4 separate regions of the Mus musculus genome follow, and regions 1, 2 and 3 are each linked to region 4. Evidence: chromatin loops called from intact Hi-C (ENCODE). Cell type or tissue: heart. All regions are shown on one strand.

The links. A loop is a pair of places that touch in the nucleus more often than their neighbours do. Peaks named below come from ENCODE experiments on the same cell type or tissue, not always from the same donor. Only the 100,000 strongest peaks of a DNase experiment are listed, where the experiment ranks them.
Region 1: it touches region 4 in a loop (5-fold over the local background); 11 of 42 quality-filtered maps call a loop at or near these places.
Region 2: it touches region 4 in a loop (5-fold over the local background); 2 of 42 quality-filtered maps call a loop at or near these places.
Region 3: it touches region 4 in a loop (5-fold over the local background); 11 of 42 quality-filtered maps call a loop at or near these places.

Annotation. Positions count from the first base shown.
Region 1 is chr19:11,811,732-11,816,731 of GRCm38, forward strand. The region is part of intron 1 of Stx3 (syntaxin 3); the gene reads right to left. It overlaps Gm41810 (a long non-coding RNA gene), which reads left to right and starts at 3,939. Exons shown (of 2, transcript XR_003952942.1): 1 at 3,939-5,000. In heart, no CTCF peak of the experiment used is centred here; a DNase peak (open chromatin) is centred at 2,060; H3K27ac peaks cover 752 bases.
Region 2 is chr19:12,792,091-12,797,090 of GRCm38, forward strand. Zfp91 (zinc finger protein 91) reads right to left here and starts at 4,033. Exons shown (of 11, transcript NM_053009.3): 1 at 2,894-4,033. The coding sequence starts at 3,243. Gm44505 (predicted readthrough transcript (NMD candidate), 44505) reads right to left here and starts at 4,033. Exons shown (of 13, transcript NR_024093.1): 1 at 2,894-4,033. It also overlaps a transcript of Lpxn not described here. In heart, CTCF peaks have their summits at 2,768 (motif pointing right) and 3,782; DNase peaks (open chromatin) are centred at 2,721, 3,551, 4,141 and 4,651; H3K4me3 peaks cover 4,045 bases; H3K27ac peaks cover 2,779 bases.
Region 3 is chr19:11,820,022-11,825,021 of GRCm38, forward strand. Gm41810 (a long non-coding RNA gene) reads left to right here. Exons shown (of 2, transcript XR_003952942.1): 2 at 1-2,256. It also overlaps a transcript of Stx3 not described here. Among named protein-coding and RNA genes, the nearest start is that of Stx3, 3.1 kb to the left of the region's middle. In heart, a CTCF peak has its summit at 25 (motif pointing left); a DNase peak (open chromatin) is centred at 10; H3K4me3 peaks cover 450 bases.
Region 4 is chr19:11,910,157-11,915,156 of GRCm38, forward strand. Patl1 (protein associated with topoisomerase II homolog 1 (yeast)) reads left to right here and starts at 2,243. Exons shown (of 19, transcript NM_172635.3): 1 at 2,243-2,421; 2 at 4,192-4,303. The coding sequence starts at 2,407. Gm31092 (a long non-coding RNA gene) reads right to left here and starts at 2,251. Exons shown (of 2, transcript XR_386559.3): 1 at 1,940-2,251. In heart, no CTCF peak of the experiment used is centred here; DNase peaks (open chromatin) are centred at 2,145 and 2,715; H3K4me3 peaks cover 2,983 bases; H3K27ac peaks cover 2,076 bases.

The sequences.
Region 1 (5,000 bases), 98 kb before region 4:
TCACCAAACAGACAGCATACACCAGCTGATATGAGGCCCCCAACACGCATACAGTAGAGGACTTCCAGGTCTGTGTTCATTCAGAGATGATGCACCTAACCCTCAAGAGACTGGAGGCCCCAAGGAGTTTAGCGGTCAGGTGGGATGGAGGGTGGGGACATCCATGTGGAGACAGGGGGTAGGGAGGAGTGGGAGATGTGGAACAGTCTGAGGGTGGGTTGGGGGGGGGGGCAGATAAAAATAGAGTGTAAAAAAATAAATTTAAAAAAAAAAGGAAATTACCTTTTTTTTAAAAAGTAAGCAAACCTGATGCTATATCACGCTTCCCTAACCCAGACAGCTGGCATACCCAGACAGTACATGCTCTACTAATCTCTTTAGGCAGTAGCTGTACTCTGGCTCCGCACACACTGGGAAATGTTGCCATAGAAACAGCCAAAGGCCACAAAGCAGAGTGACCTAGCAGGAAAGACAGTGGTGGGAAAAAGCTGAAGTGGGGCTGTGCATAAAGGAGGCTAGAGATAAAGCCGGTCTGGGACTACAAAATCTGCAGGTAGCTGAATTCATCAACAGCATTAACTCAGTTCACCTACTGAATGGCTTGGAACTCAGCTTTCTACCCTCCAATGGGTAAGACCTGCAAACTAATACAATAATAATAATACTATGTTAGCTATATGGCTGTATTTGTATCAACAGAAAAAAGAATCTGTGGAGTCAGGGAATGCAGGGTTAATGGATTTAGCCTGGGAAGCTTTCCCACGGCGATGACACCAGAGCCCAGCATCAGGGGATGAGAAGGATTTTACCAGAGAGAAAATGAAGTAGCTGGGTTTTCACTTAGGTATCCATATGTTGTCTGCCATTGTCTTTCTGATCAAAGACAGCCTCTGTGACTTCTTGAACTGGATTGTTTGTTTGTTTGCTTGTTTGTTTTTCGAGACGGGGGTTTCTCTGTATAGCCCTGGCTGTCCTGGAACTCACTTTGTAGACCAGGCTGGTCTCAAACTCAGAAATCCGCCTGCCTCTGCCCCCCAAGTGCTGGGATTAAAGGCGTGCGCCACCACACCTGGCTTGAATTGGAATTTTAATAAAGGGAAGAGCCTTGGAATTTATCCACCTTGTGTGTCCACCAGTGACTTTTCACTTCATTAACAAAGTTATGGATTCCCTGAGTAAATGTTCTACTCCAATCAGGTAAAGCCTCACTAACCAGAGAATGGAACAAGAAATAAGGGAAGAAGAATAAGGGATGTGTAAGAGCCAAGCTGATGCAGACCAGCAGGCAGAGAACATATAATGTGTGACTACCATGCAGAATACTGGGTACTGGGGCCCCAAGGACTTATTGCTTGTGGGGGAGGGGGGAGATACACAGTACAGTGGGGGTGGTCAGATACAGTGTGGGAAGATGACTCAAAAGGCAAAACAAGCATGTTCATTCTTGAACCCATCACTTCCAGGCTAAGCATGCATGTCAGTCAAATCCAAGCCTCACATGCCTCGCCTGTAAGAGGGGAATGACACACACCACCACCTCATCTTGTAGAATGGAGATGACTGGAGAGAAGGGAAAGTCCTGGACAAAAGCAATCTGCTCAATAAGTGATGCTTGCTATAGTTCACATGACAAGTACATGAGTCACCAGTCTTACTTAAACAGCCGATATGGAATATAAAGTGTCATTCATTAAGAAGCCAGTGAAGCTGGGTGCAGTGGCGCATGATTAACTCTAGCACTTGGAAGGCAAAGGCAGGCAGAGTTCGAGGCCAGCCTGTTCTACACAGTGAGTTCCAGGACAGCCACAACTATACTGTGAGACCCTGTCTTGAAAAAAAAAATGAAAAAGAAGTTAGCAGAAGGTGGTTTCAAACCCTCTATGTAGTAATGATTAAAAAAAAAAAAAAAAAAAAAAAAGCACTAACTTACTTAGTTGCAAAATAGCACACAGCAGCGGGCCTGGATAGAGAGTATCCTAGGATGCAGTTAGGGAGTGACTGTGGGTGAAGAATGAGCCTGGAGAGTGGGGCAGGGGCAACAATGGTCGGAAGGAAACAGTGGGAGGAGAGAGGACAGCGTGGACGGCTCCTGCCAGTGTCCTAACCTCCCCCAAGCTCAAGGGAATAAAAACAAAGTTAATCCCCTTCTCTGGTCCCAGCGTTTCTCTCTGGCCTCCCGCTGATGGGCCTATAATCCCCACTCAATCCCCGTCACTCTCAGCAAAACATCCCTCCCAGGAAATGAATCCTCCCAGGCACAGAGAGGAGCCAGGAAGGAATCCAGACCGGTTAGAAAACCTATTACTGAAAAGAGACAAAATCTCAACAAAGGGCAGTTTGGTATGCTAAGATTCCTTATGACCCAGGGCACCTGGCACTGGGTGGGACTGGGCAAGCACTTAGGCTCAAACGCCCCTTATTTCTGACAGGATTACCGCAGAGCTTCGTTCCTCAGAGACCCTGAACTTCCTGTGGGGAAGGACATGTGCAGGCTGTTAGGCAGCAGCAAGACCAAGACAGGCAGAGCAAAAGCCCAAGCCTAGGCTGCAGAGTGACTGATTCAATACTGTTCCCTAATGGTCTTGGACGTAGAAGGTCGAATACATCCAAGTCACTTCAGTTTTGCTTGGTAGGTCTGTAGGGAGGCCTCTGAAGTCTTACTACTATACATCACTGGCTGCTCTGTTTTCATTATGAGGTTTTACCTCATCTCTCTTTCCATGAAATGTATGTTTTCCCTATCTGACCTATTCTTTAAAATAAGGACTTTGTACCGTAATTCTGTCAAACCTCATATGCAGCAAGATACACACAGTTCTAAAAGTTCTGAATTATGATGGCTAGGATGTAGTGTGAACACACACACACACACACACACACACACAAGCTCCTTTTGATGTTACAATGCATGTTTTTATGTTCTTAATGCTTTGTTTCACCAAAGGGAGAAAAAGGGAGAAAACCTAGGATCCATGTGTTCTTCCAAATAAATTCTATTTGCATTTGAAGATACCAGATTCAAAGAGGGATCTCCACTCAAAAACTACTGCTGGAAATGGCACCGCAGACTCATCTCCTATCTCCCAGTCCAAAGGGTCTTCCTGTGGTTGCTTCTATCCCAAGAATTACGCATCATGCTATCCAGTCCTCTGTTCTTTCTACCCAACTGTGAACCTCCTACGCTCTAGAGACAAATGTTGCTCACTGATACATCCCAGCATCTCAGCAGGGCCTGGTACACAATAGGCAGTTAGTAAATGTTTACTGAGTAAAATCAGGACCACACAAAAGGTTCCTGGGTCAGGAATTGCCCAGCAGACTCAAAGTTCAGTTACTGAGAGGTGTGTGAGAAGAGCAGGAGGGCGGGGTGCAGTCACTGCACATTCCCAGCAAACTCCTAGATAAACAAGAAAACGCTGATGGCAGCCCCTCAGGAGGCAGTCAGGAGATGAGCTAAGCCAGGTCCTGTGACCACAGCCTTAGGACCATATGTGGTTGAGGGTGGACATTGCTCCCGGGGAGTTAAGTGTGGCCAGTTCACATGTACTGTAGTAGATGACCATCACAGATTATCTCATTTCACCTGCACAGAGACCCTGAGGGGAAGACCGCTGATCACCTTGACAGGTGTGACTCCAAGGCACCAATCCTTGTGGACTCCAGAACAGTAAGACAAATAATACTAATTAACATCTCACAGAACCATACACTCCTGGGGTTCATGGAGGCCTTCAATCTCCTATCCTTCATCTTCCCTCTCCAAGAGATGCTCAAATTCCTACAGAGATCAACACCTCAAAAGTCTCCTTGCCTACCTCTCATGGTAGAGGAATCTATTCAGCTGGCCTGCCCAATCCTTGAGCAGCTAATTACATTTGTTTAAAAAAAAAAAAAAAAAAAAAAAGATACTTTCTTAAAGATTTCTGATTTCTACCCCATGTCTTCCCCTCCTGCCTACTCACAGTGAAACTTACCTGAAGCACATGACACAGCCCCCAGCTATCTGAAGAGAGCTATCACCCTCTCTCCCCTGGGTTTAGAAAGACATTGCATAGGCTTCTCAATGGGAAATGTATTGCAAGCAGGTTAGCAAATCTTTCTTGTAGATAACAGGAATCAGAAACAGATCATACCCTATCTTGTTACCAAAGAAAAAGGTGGTCGCTGGGGTAAAGGACAGTGTAGAGGAAGGGGATGACACAACACAGTATGGTTGGTAAGGCACACATACCTCAGTGTTCTTCACAGAAACCATTAATAATGGCAGAAGCACAGTCTGAGACCAACCGCGTTTTCTATTTTACAAAGGCAGCATCAAGGAGCTTGGAGGCGAGTGTACCTACTACTGATGCTTTGCTACATGGTCATGCTGTCAGACTGCCTTCTAAGTATTTATGTTCATGGCTACAGATTAGGGCTGCCCTCAACCTTAATCAGAGGACCTTCTATGGACAATGGGCAGCAGCCCACGCAAAGACTCCTAACTACTCAGTGTTGAAAATGAGCAGCAGTTGGGTGTTCAGCCCTAGATGGGCTATTTATGCTATTACCATCCAGACTCCTGAGCTATGGTGAAGAGAAGGCAGAAAGGACTGAAGAGCCAGAGGATGGGGAAAACGCTGTGAGAGGCTGTCTTCAGGACACAACATGGCTGTAGCACACAGAAGTTGTGACTGCCGGCACAAAATCTAGCCACGTGACATTCCATCACAGATTGAGGGCTCATGAGGCTCCCTCCACCCCTAAGTGAGGAGCCATTGGCAGTCGCCGGCTTCTAGGGAAAGGGGGAATCATTTTTCTTCCTTCTGGAGTGTGTCCCCTTGGCAGGCCACCCATGCTCTGGTAGACAGCCCCATACTGATTTGCATGCAGGCATCCTTTACTGGACTCAATTGATTATGTAAAATTTTTAAAGAGAAAAGGAAAGAGAAGACATGAAGGTACAAGACTGTTAGATGTACGGGAGGTTATCTGAGGATAGAGGAGGGAGGATTTGGGTC
Region 2 (5,000 bases), 880 kb after region 4:
CAAGGACTACACAGTGAGACCCTGTCTTCAAAGAAAGAAATAAACATAAAATCCAATTCAACCAAACACACCAAAAAAAAAAAAAAAAACCCAAAAACTGTAAGAAACAAGCCAAAGGGGAAAAAATTATATCCTCAACCTTCAAACTATTATACCTCCCGTTTCTTGAAGCATATCCACAAGTGAAATGAGGATCATAACTAAAATACGGCAAACAATGAGCTAATTTTTGAATAGCACAAACTTCATATAAATTGGATCTATCTTCTTAACTACTAGCTATTTAGGTCTTTGTGTATAATGCATCTAACATTTAACTTGATGCCTTTCTTCTGAATACATTTTCTGTAATTTTTATTTTCCTGAATTCATATTATGTATTCTCAAGTCTCAAAAATGTCAAGTTGTTATAGAGTCAATTAAAGTATAACCTGTTATTCAGCTGTAAAGCTCTTGCCACAAACTCAAAATTCAAAAGAGGAAATAGCTCTAAAGATGCTAGTGACTTGCTGCTCATGGTCATAAGCCAATGAGCAGTATAAGCAGAGACATCAAATTTTCAGCCTGAACATCAAGTTCAAGCTTTACTTTACTATATAACATGTCTTCCATTAATAACACAAATTTTAGTTAATCCAAATTATGTTTTTGATATTTTAAATGATTTTATGTATTTGGCTATTTCTTTAACTGAAAGAAAAATATAGGTTATTAGGTTATAAGAATTTTGTAGGCAAAAAAGCAGGGATAGGGAAAGTGAGTGAAAAGTTAACCAGGGAGGGAAAAGGATCTGAAAAGAACAAATTTATTATAATAATTTAATAATGCATTAAATTTCTCATCTCCCTTTTAAATGTCATTTTATTTGGAAGAGATTAATCAAGGTCAGAGTTCAGTAAACTGACACTCAAAACTGCATGTCTCAAAGGATAAATAGAATATGAATTTAAAAAATGTGTTGTCAAAGAACATCTGCAAACCAAATGAGTACTAATCAATGTTTCCTTCAAGGTCCTTGAAGACAAGGCCAGATCTAATTCAGCCTTCTACACCCTAGAGGAGTAACAGTACTAGCCCTAGTTACTTTTCAAACAACGACTGCAAAGCTGGAATGTATGTGTTGACATCTCTCTGATTTGTGGGCCACTGAATAAGTGAAATGTGCAAGAAAAACAATGAAAGTTAATTTTTAAGAATCTGATAAAATGGTATAATTGTAAATACATGAGCAAGGGATAAGTCTGAAAGCAAACGGAGGTAGAGATCACCATAACTATAGTACTAGACGAAAAGGAACATTAAGACTGCTTCTTCCTCTTCACAAGAAAAACAGTGATCAAAAGACTAATCCAAGTAATCATATTCATCCAAAATCAACTGTTTCTACCATTGCATTATAAGACTCAAGGTCCATTAGCACTTCCTACGATGTAGGGAAAAGTTAAACACTATTCTAGGTATAATTTCACTTGATTCAGATGTACTTAACTCTCAAGTGGCAGGTTTATGTAAGGTAATATAAAACCACAACACTACAAAATATATACAAAAACACCACTATAAAGTACTCCTGCCTCTGTTAGGCTATCACTCCTCAAAATAACAAGTTGAATTTATTATTTTAGTGTGTAAGACATTGTGTGGTTTATTTAACACACACAAACTCAGGCCATAGAGGTAATTCCCCATATAACTGTGTACAGAGGACACATAGGTTAAAAGATTTTGCCTAAGGAATTTATGCCCAATTAAGATTAATGGTTTACATATTTTCAAGTTTGTGAGATTAAATACATTAAGATTTTTGTAAAAATGTACATACAGCAGTTACAACTTTCAATTCAGCTTAAAAATTTGTAAGGACAGTTTTACTCTCCACAGAACTATAGTTCCCAAGTTTTCTTAAAGAAGTTAACTTCCTTAAGTCACATTCAAAACCCGGGAAAACACTTGTAGCAAAATATGATACACTTGGATTTTATTCCTGAAGTGTCTCATGCAACTGTTCTAAGTCATAGATTTAATTCTGGAGCAAGCTTGTTTTTAAGCTTTAAAAATTTTCTAGGTCTAAGGTAAGCCAAGCCCTTGCACTGTCTCTACTGGAAGGTTGAAGGTTATCTGAAACCGAAATTCCTGTTCTTTGATTTTCTGTCTTTTTCTTACTTGTAAATCAAGTGACATAATACTCTTAAACAGTGAATAACTAATCTGATTAAAACGTGTAACTTATAAACTCATGTACTTAATTATTCTTAAGCATTACTCTAATGAGCAATTTAAAATATTTTTGCTCCTGGCCATCTGTTAAGGGCCTCTAATTAGTTCAAAGTAGTAATTCAGATCAATGTAATTTTAAGAATAAGTACCTACGTTAAAATATCCGCATAAAGAAAAAGTTTATATACTAGTAAAAAGAACTACACATCTAGTTTAGTTGTAGAAAATACTTGTAATTTGCACAACGGTGTTTTCCTCTGACGACCAGACTATTTAGAAGGGCGAGGAAGGCTACTTTCTAAGTGGCTCGAATGCTAAGTTAAGAACAGGTAAAAACACTCTTCAGGGCTAGTATGGTGCGGCTGATTTCCTAACGGGGATGTGATGTAACACTGGAAGCGATAGGCTGACAAAGGGGGTGCAGAAGCCAGAGTGAGGACCGAGCAGGCGGGAGGCAGAGGGCGTGCAGCCTGCACTGGGCGACTTCGGGCGTGGGCTGGCGGCCACAGGCAGTGAAGCAGCCGGAGCCCGGCCGCCAGCGGCGTGACATCTGGCGTGCCGAGCCGGCAGGGGGCAGAGCAAGCAGGGTGTCACGTGGAGCGGGCGCTACGGGAGCCGGGAGGGGAGAGAGAACTAGAGGGGGGTCTTCCCCAACGCTTCAAAGACTGTTACTCACTGGAGTCGCGGACTCTTCTTGCCCTGAGCAGGAGACGGGGGCTTCGCGGCCGCGGGCTGATGCCCTGGGCCGTCGGGAGGCCTGTTGCTGGGGCTGCTCCTCCGCCGGCGGGGATACTCGGCCTTTCTCCGGCGGGACACAGCGGCAGCGGCGGCGGCGGCGGCCGCAGCGGTCCGGCCGCGGTCCCGACCTCCCCTCAGCACGCGGCTGCTCGCGGTCTCTGCAGGCGCCGCCGGCGCCGCCGCCGCGCCGGGCCGGAGCTCCTCCGAAGCCGCGTCGGCCGCCGCTGCTGGGCCCCCTTCCTGGTCCTGCTGCTCCGGGGATCGCGGCTCCTCCGTCTCCCCCGGCATCGGGGCTCGTCCGTCCCCCACCCCTGCGTCCCAGGCGGTGGAGGCGGCGGCGCCCGCGGCGCAGCTCCCCCCGCCCCCCTCGGCTCCCGGAGCGTCCGGCTCCCTCACTCCGGAGCGCCTCTCTCCCCCCCGCCCCTCCGCCCGTTCCGAGGGCGCCCCCCCCCACCCGCCCCCTGCCACTCAAGCCAGCGACCGCCGGCGGCGCGCACGCGCGCACCCGGACGGACACGCAGCGGGCCAATCGGAGGGGAGGATCGGCCCCCCTGGCCCGGCCCCTCGCGGTCTCACACGCAGCAGCGCACTCGGTGCCCTCCCCCACCCCTTCCTCCAACCAATCAGGAAACGGCTCCGAGGGAGAGCGCGAGGTTTCCTTGCCCGCGCGCCCGTTCTCACCGTTAAACGGCTGCGTCTCGCGACAATCCCAAAGTGACCTTTCTCCCCCCCCACTTTGGAGTTCGGCTCAAGCTAGGGGCGGTGGGAGGGGCAGGGCTGGCGAGGGCGGAGGCGAGGACAAAACGCACCGTTCTCAGCCGCGCGCGCACCCCCCTGCCGGCTGCGCGCGCACCTGCCTCCCGGAGGCGCCGCTGTCCCCTCAAGGGTTCTTACTAGCCTAAGAAGTAGCCTGGACGTTATCCCGCCTCCACCCAGACCCCCACCTTCCTGCTCTGGCCTTTCTGTCCCCAGCGCCGCCAGCTCTCGAGGGGAGAAGTGGTAAATTATTTGAGTTGCAGCTTCTCCTTTAAGAAAAAAAAGGCCCTGTCCGTTGCCGGATGAAAGTCTCTGAAAAAATGGCGGCGATAGGATAGAGGCGGGGCCGAGGGGACAGCGCGGGATAGTCGTGAGGCGCACGCGCAGGGCCAACTTCGCCGAGGGCACTCTGGGAGACGTAGTCCTATTTACTCTGCGCTTCCAGAGAAATCATGGGAAACTAGAGGCAGAGGGAAGGCTGGGAGCGTCTATCTGAGGTCTGAGATTACGTTTTAGCGAGGCATTGCTTCCGGGTTAGGTCGCGACGCCTGCGTACAACTGGCAAAAATATTGAGCCAATTACAGGCTAGGGGTCCCTGGGAGAGAATCCTACTTCTTTTAATCTTTTTTTGTGTAAGTGCTCCGAAGTGCCCTCGTCATAGTCTTTACTTACTTCGGTCTGGTCATTTGACGCCTCCTCTGCGACCTGTTAGCTACGCTCCTTTTTATTCCTCCATCTTGTGTTGAGCCTCTCACTTGTGAAGCCCAGGAGGTTAGGGACTCGTTCTGCGTCTGTCAACTTAATTTTAATAAAACGTGTAGGACGAAGTGTAAAGTTGTTTCCTGGTAGGGATGGGGCGCCACGGAATTGCCGTTGGCTGTGGTGCTGGAGCTGGAGAGCCGGTTAGCGTGACTCACTGATTTTTTTGTGGATAAGTTAGCTGTCGCTCACGTTCTCCACCCCGAGGCTGAATGCCTTTGCGGTCTGTAGATGTTTCTGCGGCACAGGAAACACAGTCATAATAGCAGCTCTGACTAGCGTTTACAGCTAAGTACCTTCCTGATGGGGAAAGGGGGCTTTCCAATCGTTCAAACCGCAACTGGTGGTAATGCAGCCTCTTATACGTTTGTATGCATTTCTTTCCCTCTTAAACATTGTTTGCATTCCTTGGGTTGCCTTTTACACATTGCAACCAGGAAACGACTTTCAAGGAGACTCCTTACACTTCGAAGATGCAAACGTCTTAAGTTAAAATCTACACAACAGTATGGAAAGATACAAAGTTTGG
Region 3 (5,000 bases), 90 kb before region 4:
AGGACTGCGAAAGTTTCCACGCCCCCTGGTGGTCGTAACCCTACAGCTAGGGCTTGAACACCCCCACCCCAGCCCAGCAAACACTTGGAAAACCTTCCGCCACCGAGCTCATTCTCTAGCATCAGCCCTTAGGTTTTCTCCTTTCAGACAGAATCTCCCTGAATTGCCCAGGCAAGCTTTGAACTTGCCATTCTCCTGTTTCAACCTCTCCAGTAAGAGGGGTTACAGTGAAAAACTCTCGAAGTGTGGACGTCTGAAATCTGGACAGAAGTGAGGAAGGAGGATGGATTCATTTTGAAGCAAGAACAAAGGATTCCAGTTAAGACGCGATTGATTTTAGGCTGCAAAAAACGGCCCTGCAGTAAAGAACACTGACTGGAGGACCTGGGTTCAATTCCCAGCATCCACATGGTGACACACAGTTCCAGGGGATGCAACGCCCTCTTCTGGGCTCTGCAGAGGTTACACACATGTGGTATACAGACATAATGCAGGCAAAAACATTCATACAAGTAAAAAAAAAATTTTTTTAAGTCCCAGCAAATTATTTTAAAGGATATAATTGATTTCAACAGGGAAAAAATTGTGACTCTCATGCAAATATAAAATGAATATATTTTAATGTTTTAGCTTATTAGTGAAGCAACCAGTAAGAGGTTAAACTCATTCAGATCCACAGACAAACAGCAGGAAGGCTGGCATGAATAGGTTACTTGATGCAAAACTAGCTCTGGGGATGGGAGAAGAAACCGTGCTTCTCCTGTACACTAAGTCCTTATAATCTCCATGAATAGAAGCACTCTGCTTACTACCGATATCTAATTTACATAGCTGGACAATAGCTGTGATACAATGAAAGTCACAGACTATTATAGAATCAGAAAGGTGCATTAGATAAGGCCACCATAGGATACATAGCATGGAACAGCTTTTTGTTAGTGGTCACTGGTCATTTTAATTTGCTCAGTTTTTCTGTATACTCCCAAGGTAGTACCTTCCATGACTGAATGGTACCAGCTCTGTTAAAAAGTTATTATACAGAACAAGTTTTCTTCCCTATTACTTCTTGCCTTAATCCAGACACTTAAAAAAAAAAAAAAAAACATAAGTCAGAGCTTAAGAGATAGCTCAGTCAGTAAAGTGCTTCCTCCACAAATATGAGGACCGGAGTTCAATTCCCAGAACTTATAATAATAATAATAATAATAATAATGATAATAATAATAATAATCAAACACAGTGGCACATACTGGTAATTCCAGAACTGGGAAAGTAGAAACAGTGGATCCCTGAGATTTACCAGCCAGATCTACCTAGCTGTGAGCGCCAGGCCAGTGAAAGACATTGTCTCAAAAAACAATGAATGGCAGGGGGCGGGGAGGAGGGACAAACCTAAGGTGTTTCTAAAATTGGATGTCTTGAATTCCACCACCCTTAGAATATTCATTCTATTCTTAGAATTGAGGGAATCTACCCAACACATAGCACTAAGTACATATACTTAAAAGAAATTGGAGACATCTCAAACTAATTACGTAGCAGCACATCTAAAAACTCTAGAACAAAAAAAGAGAGAAAGAAAGAGAAAGAAAGAAAAAAGAAAAGAAAAGAAATTACACCCAAAGGGGGTACATGTTAATAAATAATCGAACTCGGGGCTGAAACAAATACAATACAATACAGAGAATCAATGAAACAAAAGTTGGTTCTTTGAAAAAAAATCAATAAGATTGATAAACTCTTATCCAAATTTAAAAAAAAAGGCAGAGAGTATTCAAATAAACAAAATTTGACATGAAAAGGGGGACATAACAACAGACACTGAGGAAATGCACTCCACCAAATTGGAAAATGTAAAAGAAATGATTAATTTCCTCAATAGATGCCACTCACCAAACTCAAATCAAGATCAGATGAGCAACTAAAACAAAGCTATTACCCTCGTGAAAATGAAGCAGTAATTAAAGTCTCTAAACCAAAAAATGCCCAAGGCCAAATGGTTTGAGTACAGAATCCTACCACACTTTGAAAAAATAGTTAAGCCACTCCTCTTCAAATCATTCCACAAAATAGAAACAGAAACATTGCCCAGTTCATTGAGGCCACCGTTACCAATAAAGACATACAAAGAAAGAGAATTGCATTCCAATTTCTTTATAAACATAGATGCAAAAATTCTCAATAAAATACTTGCAAACTGAATCCAAGAACACATCAAAAGAAATCATTCACCATAATTAAGTCGGCTTCATCCCAGAGATACAGCGATGGTTCAATATACAAAAATCAGTAACTATAATCCACCTTACAAATAAACTAAAATTTAACACCTCTTCATGATAAAACTTCTAGAGAGATTAGGGATACAAGGAACACATCTAAGCATAATAAAGACAGTTTACAGCAAAACCATAGCTAACACCAACATAAATGGAGAAAAACTCAAAGCAATCTATAGCTTGGACCCGCCAGCAAAATAAATAAAGACACAGAGGCTTTTTAATATTTTAAAGCTTAGGCCTTTCAGCTGGGACTGTCTCTAACCCACTAATCCTGGCACTATATCCCACCACTTGGCCAGCTCTCCCTCTCTGCTCCACTCTGTTCACCTCCCTCCATTCACCCCCATGTCCCCTGGCAAACCCCACACCCCCAGTCTCATTTCTTTTCCCAGTGTCCCTTCTCTACCCAGAAGATCTGCCCTTCATTTCCTGCCCAGCTATTGACTGTCAGCTCTTTATTACAACCAATCAGATGCAATTCTTGATTGCCTTAGGCGGGTAAGGAAGAACGAATATTTACAAAATGTGAGGCTGGTGCTGTCTGCTAGTACAGAATTAACAATTGAGTATGCAGAGACATACCTTCACACAGTGTACCCCAACAGCAATCCCACTAAATTCAGAAACAAGACTAGGTTGTCCATTGTCTCCATACCTATTCAATAAAGCATTTTAAAGCTTAGCTAGAGCAACAACTGAAGGAGATCAAGGAAATACAAATCGAAAAGGAAAAAGACAAAATATCTTTATTTGCAGATGGTATGATAGTATACATCCAGACTAAGGGTTGCTCCCCTGGTTGCTTTCTCAGTTTTGCAATACATGTCTTTGAATGAAAAAAATAAAAAGGAAAGCACATGACTTCTAGGTAGGCTGGAGGAGGAAGTTTATTATCAGTATGTGACTGAGAATAGCCAGAGGCAGACACATCAGGGAGTCCAGAGTGGTCATGACCTAAACCACGTGAGGTGTTGGGGAGGGGAAGGGAGGCCAAAAATACATAAGGAGCCAAAAGGAGGGTAGATCACCAAAATGTCTGAATTATGTAGGGAATTGCTGCTGAGGGAAGGGCAACCCAGGCCCTGGGCTGGAAAGTTCTGGGTAGAGGGTATCCCTGTAACAGGTAGGGACTGAGGGATGCTGGGAGAACCTGGAGGCCAGGTCCACTTTGATATGTTAAATAGGCACCTCAGCCACTGTTCGCTGGTTTGAAACTTAACAGGCTTGTAGATTTCCACGTTAGAAAGCAAAGGCCTGAGGAGATTTCCAGCCTTGCATCCATCCAGGTCCCAGTTTCAGAACCATTTGCAAATGAAAACAAACTCTTCTTATGGGAATGCCCTGCAGTAGACGACCAACAAATAATTAATTCAGTGGCATCTTTGGAGATTCTTTGTCTTCCAGTGCCATGACAATGCTTTTCTCTTCAATTTTCTTTTTTAAAATTTCATCTTCTTTTTCTTTTTCTTTTCTTTTCTTCTCTCTGTCTACCCTACAGGCCCTTTGTGTAAGCACTGTGTCTAAGCTGCACACCACAAGTACCTGGCAACAGCCAGGTATGCTCCTCCCCACAGTTACCTGGCAACAGTATAAAAAGGGTCTGCTTGCCCTCGCCTCCCTCTCTTGTCTTCTTGCTCTTGCTCTTCCCTTCTTGCTCTCTGTCCCCTTGCCCCTTCCCCATTCCCCTTCCCCCTCTCTCTCTATGTGCTCATGGCTGGCCTCTCCTCCTCTTCTCCTCTACTTCCTCTCTCTCTCTGCCTTTCTCTACCTCTACTACCCTCCTAACTCCCCTCCCCATGCCCTGAATAAACTCTATTCTATCCTGTGATTGGTTCTTCAGGGGGAAGGGATGTCTCAGCATGGGCCTGCGGAGGCATCTGCTTCCTCCATAGTTCTCCACACATCCACTAGAACACATCTCCTTTCTCTTTATCACTTTTCATATAGATTATGCCTGCCTTCCAGTGTGATGCATTGATGGGATTTCTGAGTGTGCAAATGAATGTTTCTGTTTCTTGGTTCTCTTCGGCTCTTTTCCTTCTTTTGTTCAATACTAATGTTAATTTTTGTTTTACCTTATTGTATTTTAATATTATCTCCTAGAAGCCTGTTTGTTTTCTAATGAGACAGAGAGGGGGTAAATCCAGATGGGAATGAAGGGAGGAAGGGACTGGAAGGGGAAACTGTAATCAGGATGTATTATGTGAAAAAAATATATATATATATTTTCAAAAAAAAAAGGAAAAAGAAAAAATGAGGAACTGAAAATTCGTGGAAATTTTCAGTCACATACACAATAATATTCTCAGTATTCACTGACAACATACCTCTGATCAGTTGATCAGAGACTCAGGACTGAGTGAGGGCCAGTGGACCTGCCATGCAAATGGAAGGAGCAGAATTGGATCCCCAGAACCTACGGCATGGAAACCCACGGCCTGGGGAGGCTGAGACAGGAATCACTGGGCCAGGTTGGTTTCCTAGACTCACTGGAATCCATGAACTCCAGATACACCAAGAGACCCTGCCTCAGTGAACAAAGTGGAGAGTTATAGAGGAAGGCACTGACATCACCTCCTGGCCTATGCATGCACACCTGTTGTGGTGGTCTGAATGAGAATGCCCACCCCCACCCCACCCCTGCTCATATATTTGCAAGCTTGGTCCCCTGTTGATGTACAGTTTGGAGGGGATTAGGAGATGTGACCTTGTTGGAGG
Region 4 (5,000 bases):
GAAGATTTTGTCAGAGAAAATTAGATCATGAGCACTGTAATCTAATGAAGAGAGTGTCGTGATTATAATGAGTGATTCAAACTATGAGGGTTTGGAATTGTGATGCCATTCCTGGGAAGTCCTGGAAGGTCAGAGGAAGTGGCAGCTGGTGTGTGCCCCTTGGAAGCTTAATCTTTTTTTTTTTAATTAGATATTTACTTTATTTACATTTCAAATGGTGTCCCCTTTCCTGATTTCCCTCGGAAAACTCCCTAGTCCCTCCCCACCTCCCCCTGGTCACCAACCCACCCTGCTTCCTGGCCCTGGAATTCCCCTATACTGGGGCTTAGAGCCTTCACAGGACCAAGGGCCTCTCCTCTCATTGATGAGCGGCTAGGCCATCCTCTGCTACATATGCAGCTAGAGCCACGAATCCCACCATGTGTGCTCTGTGGTTGGTGATTTAGTCCCTGGGAGCTCTGGGGATACTGGTTAGTTCATACTGTTGTTCATATTGTTGTTCCTCCTATGGAGCTGCAAACCCTTTCATCTCCTTAGGCTCTTTCTCTAGCACCTTCACTGGGGACCCTGTGGGAAACTGAATCTTAAACCTCTTCTATAGCTCAGGTTTTTTCTTCTTCTACAAGAAACAAATGGCCCTTGCCACACACTCCCACTCCAAAACTTGCTAGCACCAAGCACAAATTGCACCCTCAGAAACCTGAATCCAAATTAACATTTCCCCATTTAAACTGTCTACTCAGATATTTTGGTCACAGCACAAAACTAATAGTAGCAAGCCAACAAAAGACGTTTTGTAAATGAGGGGTGGCAGGCTTAAAAAAAGAAGTTATGTCCAGAGTTTGCTAGCTCTTGGTCTACATAGCCTCTCAGTACTTGGGTAATTGTGAAAACCTGTTACCTCACAAATGAAAGTTTGTTTCATAACTCTTGAAAATTACTTATTAGCTTACCTTGCCTTCTCTTCAAGAGTCAATTCTATTTGCTCTTAAGTGATCAGATTTGGGGATTCAGATATCTTAGCTGCCAACTTTGCAACAGTTTCCGGTGGGCAGCTTAAGGCTATCTACTTCTCTCTAACCTCCAGGTTCCTTATCTAGAGAGCAGAGAATGTAACTATTCGATTACTACTTAGTGAGGTAGATATAATTTTACCCATTTTACGAAAGAAAACCTGAAGGGTCAGATGTTTAGAAAGACATGCCCAGTTTCACGCAGCAGTGAAAAAACACGTTTCCCAATCCAGAACTTCTATTTTCAAATCCAATGCTTATAGTAAACTAGTTGATTAATCCAGTCACGCTAACAGTAACGTGTTAAGGAATTAAAGTTCACCATTCATTCCCAGGTGAGACAACCGCCTGAGTGACACTCGTGAGGCAGAGGCAGGCGGATCTCTGCGAGGACAGCCTAGTCTACAGAGTGAATAACAAGACAGCCAAGGCTACACAGAGAAACCCTGGCTCAAAAATAAAATAAAAAATAAGACACCCTCTCAAACGGTCTCGCTACAGGCAATAAAGCACCAAAGCAGCAGACTTCTAGAACCAGGGTGCTGAGGCGGAAGCTGAACAAACTCCGCTGGGCTTCATCCTCAGCGGAAATGGCTGTCCACAGCGCCCAAGCTCACCGACCTTGCTGCGGTGACCCCAGCCCCAAGGCTGCGCGGCCCGTTAGGGCTCTCCCGCTTTCCAACGGGGTGAAGGGCCTGGCATCTAAAAATATCACCTTAGATAATCCTTGTTAAATGTGCCTTCGTCTTTTTCCTAAAACCAAACGCTGTCAACACTTTGGCCTCTATCAATCACAGCCTTGGCCTCCCGACTGATTCAGCCAGCGACCTGTCCCTTTCCAAGAATACTGACTTGCCATACTAGTCCCCCCTCACAGACCAAGTCAAGGCACCCCGAGGAGGACACTGGACGTTAAATGAAATCACCCAAGAATAAATCCCCGATGTTCTCTGCTGAGACGCTTCGGGGGTCGCATCCTGTGACATTCACAAGGCTTTTCTCCGCCCAATCAGTGACGGGAACCTCGTGACTCAAAAGCACTGCGCAACTGTGCAGTTAGGAAAACGGAGGAGGAGCCGCAAGCCGGGGCTCTCTGGGTCATCCCTCTCCGACGGCCCGCGCGTGCGCAGTGTCTCGCCTAGGGATCTCTTTCCCGCCGCTCACACTAGGAAGCCAAACGCCAAATCTGTCCCCGCGCAGCTGCCGCCGCCGGGGCGCCCGCCCAGCCCGAGGCGCGCCTGCGCACGTCCCCACGCACGCTCCGGCGTACGGCGGCGGCCAGGGGTCGCGAGCCGGTGGGAGACCCGCGCGCGCGGAGCAGCCCGGGGAGTCGGCGCTTCTTTTCCCTCCCTCCCCCCACTCCCCTCCCCGCTCCCTTCCCCCCTCCCCAAGAATGTTCCGCTACGAGGTGAGTGGCTGCGACCGGAAGTGACCCCTCCCTCGCCCGCGCGCCCCTTTTTTTTTCCTCTGCTCGCCCGTCGCGCGGGTCTTGTGCGGCTGAGGAGGGGGCAGGGCGCGGGCGGCTGGGAACCCCGCTTCGGCCGCGAGGCTCGGGTGCGGCCCGCAGCGCACCGCGGAGGGGCGGGACTGGCGAGAGCCGGCCGCTGGTTTGCGGCGGGGAGAGCCCGTTAAGTGCGGTAACCTGACCCTTGGCTTGCGCCTCTGCTCGCGGAGCTGCCTTGGAGACCTGCATGGCTCCTACCCGGTGGTTTTTCCTGAGGCAGAATCCCCGGGGAATGCCCACGGAAGCGTTTCCCGCCCTGCCCCCGGAACCCCTTCACCCGGATTACACACAGCCCTGTGCACGCGGGCTGCCGTCAGGTGGAGGGGCAGGGACTGGTCCTCGGGCTGAGACTTCAGTCGGCTTGGAAAGAAGGCTGGGAGTGGGGAGGGGGGCGTGTCCCGCAGAAGTTCCTTCTAGGAGAAGGGAGAAAAAGTGTGGGTTTGGCGACGTTGTTTGGAGAACGGAGCTGTTTGCTGACCGTCTCTTACTGCTGTGTGACCTTGAGCAACTCCTACTCTTGGGGCCAAACAGACTCCGGATTTGTAGTTTAAGGACTGAGCTAGGGAAATCCTTACCGAGTCATCCTGATTTGGTCCAGTAGATGATTGCCATTTCATAGAGAGTTGCTAGAAGTTGCTTCTGGTGTGGAGGCAGTTGCAGGGCTGGCTCTTTAGGGGGAGGAAGATTGGGTAGAAACGGCCCCTAAAAGTTCCCAGGTAAGTTATATCACAAGCTGTTCCCCTAGAGTGTGGAATTCCAATTTGGAATCTTTAAACATTGGAAACAGTAGAAAGCTTGAGCTTACACTTGTGACTCAACTCACTTTTTGTAAACATGAGGAGAGATGATGAGATACTGTGAATAGAAGTTGCCAGAAGCAAAGAAAACTTAGTAAACTGAATAAATCTGTATTGGGATAAGTGATTGAAATTAGGATATACCAAGCTTGTCTAGTGATTTTTACTCCCTGGAGACTGCGGCAAGAGAATCAGGAGTTCTAAGCCAGACTGTACCTAGAGAAATAGTAACTAAAACAAAATAAATTAGAGCATACCCAAGATGTGATGGGGATTCTAGTTTTTGTTCAGCTTTCTAAAATCTTTGCTGTGTTTAATCCTCACACAGATTTCTTTCAAAGTTGTGTTTGGCTCAGAATTACAGTTTAAGGCACAGAGGTATAATACCTAGTACAGAGTCTGAGACATAGAGGTGTCTGGGAGCTGGAGAGATGGCTGCTCTTCCACAAACCCCTGGTTCAGTTCCCAGCACCCACATGGCAGCTCACAGCTTGTAACTACAGTTCCAGGGGACCTAGCATTATCACATAGACAACTTTGTAAGTGTAGAAAGAAGTTGTGATTGTTTTTTAACGCTTAACTTAAATTGCAGCTAAAAAAGATGGTGTTCTGTTTTCTGGCTAGAGTTTAGTCCTACAGGAAAGAGGAAGAAAAATGGACAGACTTAAAAGCATTGGGAAAACGACAGGGATGTAATGAGTAATATGGAATTTTGTTGAAAAAGTTACATGAAACTCAGGATGATAAAGTATTCATTTATAATTACCACTATTTCAAACAGTGATATAAAGGAATTTTGTATCATTAAAAAGGCCCAACTTTAAATGACTATATAAATGTCTTGAGAAATTAATCATCCTTTTTTTTTCTTTTGTAGTCTTTGGAGGATTGTCCTCTAGATGAAGATGAAGATGCATTTCAAGGCCTGGGAGAAGAAGATGAAGAAATTGATCAATTTAATGATGATACCTTTGGGTCAGGTGCAGTTGGTAAGTGACATATTTTATACTGTCTTTGTTGATCTCATCACGACTTTGGTATTAGGTCCACCTGTAATGTGAGTTTTCTGTGTATGCATGTGTGCGGGGGTGGGTAAGCGTGTTCCATGGCTGTCTTGTGAAGGCCAAAGGAAGGCCTCAAGAGTTGGAGCTCACATTCTCCCTTGTTGAGCCAGGATCCCTCCTGTTTCTTCCACAGAGCTACATATGTAAGGCTAGGTGACCCAGAGATCTGGGTCATTCCTGTGCTCCATCTTCTGTCCCAAAGTAGAATATTCGGATTACAGATGTTGACCAATTCATCCAGCTGTGTTCTGGGGGTTAGACTGAGGTTGTCAGATTTGTACATAAATTGATTTTATTTGTCAGATTTGTACATAAATTGATTTTTATTTACTCAGGTGAGCTGAGTGTTCTTCCTGACCCAGTTTTGTTTATATAATACAGTCTTCACTAAATAATAGCAGTTCATCTTCTGTACTGCTCACCAGGGCCTCTTTGCTTCACCTATAATAGCAGGTATTCTCAATTCTCTGTAGCTATAGGTTGCCAATATAAGGAATTTAAATAATTGGAAGTAGACATTTAAATGAGGTTGAAAGTAATCCTGGATAAAGGATGTGTTTGTAGAGAGTTCAAGGAAAACGAAAACTAGTGGATATATCGAAAATTCTGACGTAGTATGTAA